2 separate regions of the Mus musculus genome follow, and region 2 is linked to region 1. A link is a loop called in an ENCODE intact Hi-C map of the cell type or tissue named here. Cell type or tissue: heart. All regions are shown on one strand.

Region 1 (2,500 bases):
TGTGTGTGTGTGTGTGTGTGTGTGTGTGTCCCAGTGAGTTCCATTAGGGTTGGCTAGAAGTGTGGATGAAGGTTTGTTTATAGGAGTCTGGATGCCTTACCCATTGCTACATCACAGAAGACAATTTCTCCCCCTCTCCCATCAACCATTAACTGTGTGAATCCGCTGGGGGAGGGGGCAGGGTGTAGGGTTGGTTTTGTTCAAATAGGGTCTCATGTAACTTTTTGTTGTTGTTGTTTTGGTTTGGGTTTTTCAAGACAGGGCTTCTCTGTGTAGCCCTGGCTGTCCTGGAACTCACTTTGCAGACCAGGCTGGCCTCGGACTCAAAGATCCTCCTGCCTCTGCATCCTGAGTGCTGGGAGTAAAGGCGTGTGCCACCACTGCCCTGCTCTCGTGTAACTCATGAAGTCTTGCTTCGACAATCTTTCCATGGATTGAGTCCTTTTGTTCTGTCTTTGAGGGAATTTGTCTTCATGTTCTCTGTTTTATTGGCTAGGAACATCTTGCTGCAAAAATTCAGTTGTTTCAGAAAATTAGAGCCTTTTTGTTTTAATTGGTCCTACCAAGTTTCCCTATTTTATGACAAAGAGAAACATCTGGACTTTAAAAACAAAACCAAAAACATGTTGACAGGGAAAAAAAATACTAAAAGTTATGTGAAGAGGCTAAATCTGGGGCAGGGGGGTGGTGGTGGAGTAAAGACCAAGGGCAAGCACTCAGGAGAAGAGGCAGGAGGATCTCTGTGAGTCTGCTGCCAGCCTGGCCTCCAGAGTGAGTTCCAGGACAGGCAGGGCCACACATAGAAACCCTGTCTGAAAAACAAAACAAAAACAAAAACAAAATGATAATAACTTATATATTTATTATTATTTAGATTATTGTTGTTAATATTATTAAAATCAGTGTGTGGAATTATCAAAAAGAAATTGTGTCAGACTTGCCATTTTAGCCTGAGTGACCTTGGGAATTTATACAGATCTTTAAAAGGCAATACCTTCAGGTCAGCTGTAAGTGGGGAAGCCAGGCAGCAGAGTCAAGTGCCTCCATAGCTAGCCAGGCTACTCGTACGCTTCTCATCTGAGGACTGCCCAAATACACTGTCTACTTTTTTATTTTTAACATTTAAAATATTTCTAAGAGTATTTTTAGAGACTATTAATTGACTTGAGTTTTAAAGTGGGAATGGGACGTGCTGTGGTGCAGTGGAAAGAACAGTGGGTTGAAAAATCCCGAGCTCCGCATTCCAGAGCTGACCCTGCTCATGTGACCTTGGACAGAGCAAGCTGGCTTTCCCTTGGCTGGTTTTCTTCCTCTGTTTCTTGTTGTAACAGCGGCCTCTTGTGGTCCATATCATTAACAACAACCACCACTACCACTACTACCTCACCCCCCAGTCAATTTTGGATTTTTAAATTTATTTTTTATTTTTGGTTCTTTCCAGTGTTATATTTCATACTGTTAAGCCAGCAGACTTGTGTTCTCACAGATAAATCTTAGGAGGCAAAGGCAGGTGACAGCAGACAAATGGGCACCAAACCCATCTCTTAAACTAGTCTCTGTAGTTTCTTCCAAGCCTGACATGAACAAATTGCAGTTTATAAAAATGAAAATACTTCTGTGTCTCATCCATTGCTCTTCCTCCTAGGGACCCTGGGAAACGGCGTGCCAGGGCCTCCTCGTGCCCTAGCAGCTCAGACCTGAGCAGGAAGGAAACCAGGGCAGGTGAGTGTGCCTCTCTGCCCTCAGCATCATAGCAGATGAGAGTGCCTCTCCTCCTTCAGCATCCAGAGCAGGTGAGAGTGCCTCTCCTCCTTCAGCATCCAGAGCAGGTGAGTGTGCCTCTCCGCCTTCAGCATCCAGAGCAGGTGAGTGTGCCTCTCCGCCTTCAGCATCCTTCATTCTCAAGATCTTTGTGCTGTTAAACAGTGTGACTTGTTTTTCAAAGACAAATGTTAGGTGGAAGTCAAGGAGAGTCTAGAGTGCCACACCGAGCCCTTAGTAACTCTGTTCGACAACTTCAGGAACTGGATCCAACTTGCTCAGAAACCATTTGTTTTCTAAGTTTTCATTTTTCACTGCCGTCTTAAACCAGTATCCAGGTCTGCTGCCTTCAATGTAGACAGAAACTCACAGAAATTATAGCTTGAAGGTATCTGGAGGGTTTGTGTGCAGATTTAATATCAGTGTAAATCTAAACTTAAGTTCAAAAGCATTGCCCACTTAAATGAAGAAGGTTTTAATTCTTCAAGATTTTTTGTTTTTTGTTTTTGTCTTTAAAATAAAGAAAAAGATACAAATGTGGCACATTGTTAACATTGGACCAAACTAGTCAGGGTAGGACAGCTGTCTGTTACATTAAATGAAACTATATTATGAAAGCCCTTTAGGGACTTTATTCTGCCTGAGGAAATATGAAATAATACAGACCAATGGTTAGAAATGGTGCAAAGTCAGGCAGTGAGAAAAATGAGCCAGGGAACATTTGTTACACTATACCACT
Region 2 (2,500 bases), 460 kb after region 1:
CACGAGCCCAAAGTTTGCGCACCCCGCCGACCGCGGGGCGCGTCGCCTCGTCCAATTACTCCTAACTGCCACCGCGGAAGCAAGCCACGTCGCCGTCCCGAGCTGCGGCGCGGAGTTACCAGGCGCTTGGGGGGATGGCGCCTCTGAGGGCAACGCTCGCGGCCTAGCTCGCCTGTCGCCTTCGCCCCCCACCCCGTCGGGCCGCCGTCCTCCGGCCGGGCGGCCATGTTGCGCGAGTCCCCACCGGCTCGGCGCGTGCGGCGGGCGCCCACCTGGTAGCACGGTGGGCATTTGCGTCGTCGGGACCACTTTGGTGGTCGTGGTCGGCACCTCGGTCACGTTGGGAGCCAGGGTGGTGATGTTGGGCTGCGCGGCCGAGACGCAGAGCACGGCGAGGCAGGTGGCGGCCCAGAGCAGTCGGCGGGAGGAGCCCGACATTGTGTCTTCAGCCCAGGCGTCCGGGAGAAAAGCTGCGGCAAAGCAGGCTCCGTCTAGCACTGCGTCCCTGCGGCGCCGCCCCCCGAGAAGCCCGCCCCGCGGGAGCGCGCGCCGGTCACGTGAGCAGCCCGGCGGGGCGGGGCGGAACGGGCGAGACCACTAGGAAGCCGGCCGGAGGGAGAGAAGCGGCCGCGGAGACCTCTAGGGCAGCAGTCCGTGCGTCGCAAGCCGTCCTTCTTGTCCTGGGAGGATCACGCGCGGCACAATGGAGCTTTCCTCACATCTGCACCACGGATGATCTCCCCCCGCCCTGGCAAGGATGGAACTGCCCACGTGACGTAGCGAGGGGCGTCCACCTGCGCCGCCTGGGAGGCGGGCCGCGAGGTGTCACGTGACCCCTCGGTAGCGCGCTGCGGGTAAGAAGCCCGGAGGCTCTGAGACCGCTGAGCTTGAGTTCTGCTGACCGCGCTCGCCTAGGGCTCTGTAGGAGCCGCCTTTTCTTCCGTGAAGCTTGATTTATTTTTAAGTGTGAATTTTTGTTTTTGAGAGTTCGGGGACTCAGTAATGACGGAACCACGGGATCCAAGAGTTTGCCGGGCCACTGGTTCAGTGCCCGTAGCTGTGGGTGGGACCGAAAGTGATCTGTCCCGGACGCTTCCTTGTCGTAACCGCCACCGGTGCCCTTGCCTCACCTGCTTCTTCCGAGTCACTCAGAGATCCGCAGTAGGGATCGATCTGTCCCAGCCCCAATCACTGTGGTCAGAGAGGAAGACGGCTAGGGATGAAAAGCCTTCGTGCCTCTTCCTATCCCCACATCACGAGCGACGAAGTATGAGACTTGGGGAAAGTGACCTGACCCTGACACTAGGATAGCATAGTGGCAGAACAGGCATTTTCAGTGCCTGTTGGCGGACTCTGGCTCTCTTTAGTCGTGAGCGCCATCTGATGCCGGGTCTCACAAAATAATCAACGCTTGACATGCTTATAGTAGGTGGTTTTGGTTTTTTTTTTTTTTTTAAATGAGACTTGAAAATGATAGGTAGAGCTAGGAATGTAGTTCATTTGGTAGAACGATTGTCCCTCATGCAAGAGTCCCTGGGTTTTGCACTATGCTGTCTTGATTGTTTAGCGTTTGCCATATTTTATGTTACAATTTTAATGTCATAATTTTAATTATGCATGTGACCCTAATAACAAGAATATCAGATGTTTCGGTGGTGTCTGTTTCGCTGTAGTATGCATTTTAAAAAATGACTCTAAAAGCATTTTTACAACTTTAGCGAAAGATTGAAAGCCCTTATTTCTGCCAGTAATGAATTTAATGTGGTTCCTTTGTGGGTGTACTCTGTAAAATAAATATGAGCCAGTGGGTTGTGACTGACCAAATCAATGGTCTTAGCATTAAGGTGCAGTCAAATAGTCATCATAAGAGCTTTAGAGAAGCTGCTGTTCTCTCAAACGCCTCACATGACACCTAGGCTAAAAGAAGAACTTCTGTTTGGAGATTTTAAAGCAGAGGTTATGTTCCATCTCCTCTTCCTGCTCCCAAATCGATGATCTCATTTGTCCCTAGGATGAACACACTCTGCTGTGGGGACCATTGATTTAACAGCTTGTCACTTGAGTGTTCCAACTATAGTCATCAGATTTCCTTTCGTTTCTATAAGGGGACAATTTCAAGACTAACAAACTGCTGGCTCGGTTTATTTTAATAGCATATACAGTACTAGATCAAGATTTAGTTCCAAAGTCATTTTCACTGCTGTAGAATCAGCTTTATTTTCAGTTTAAAGGAGCCAAATTCCATTTATTGTCTTATTTCTCAACTTTGACGCTATTGTGGCTAGTTGACTCTTCCTGTCTAGTCTCTATAGGTTGTGTAATAACAACCTGGCCTCTATCTAGGAGAGGGTAGAAAACACCCTACACTTCCCTTGTGCCAACACCACCCCCCCTAACATTTTCAGTGTGCCCCAATGGTAAAATCAACAACCTTAGTTGAAAACTAGTGTGCTAGACCCTCTTGGGGTCACATATCAGATATTATGCATATCAAATATTT

The links. Peaks named below come from ENCODE experiments on the same cell type or tissue, not always from the same donor. Only the 100,000 strongest peaks of a DNase experiment are listed, where the experiment ranks them.
Region 2: a loop joins it to region 1, with 2.5 times the contacts of the local background. A loop is called at or near these places in 2 of 42 quality-filtered maps.

Annotation. Positions count from the first base shown.
Region 1 is chr10:41,979,743-41,982,242 of GRCm38, reverse strand. It overlaps Armc2 (armadillo repeat containing 2), which reads left to right. Exons shown (of 18, transcript NM_001034858.3): 6 at 1,646-1,722. Among named protein-coding and RNA genes, the nearest start is that of Gm33058, 22 kb to the right of the region's middle. In heart, a CTCF peak has its summit at 1,350 (motif pointing left); a DNase peak (open chromatin) is centred at 1,302.
Region 2 is chr10:41,517,473-41,519,972 of GRCm38, reverse strand. It overlaps Cd164 (CD164 antigen), which reads right to left and starts at 473. Exons shown (of 6, transcript NM_016898.2): 1 at 273-473. The coding sequence starts at 438. In heart, a CTCF peak has its summit at 1,360; a DNase peak (open chromatin) is centred at 652; H3K4me3 peaks cover 1,941 bases; H3K27ac peaks cover 1,374 bases.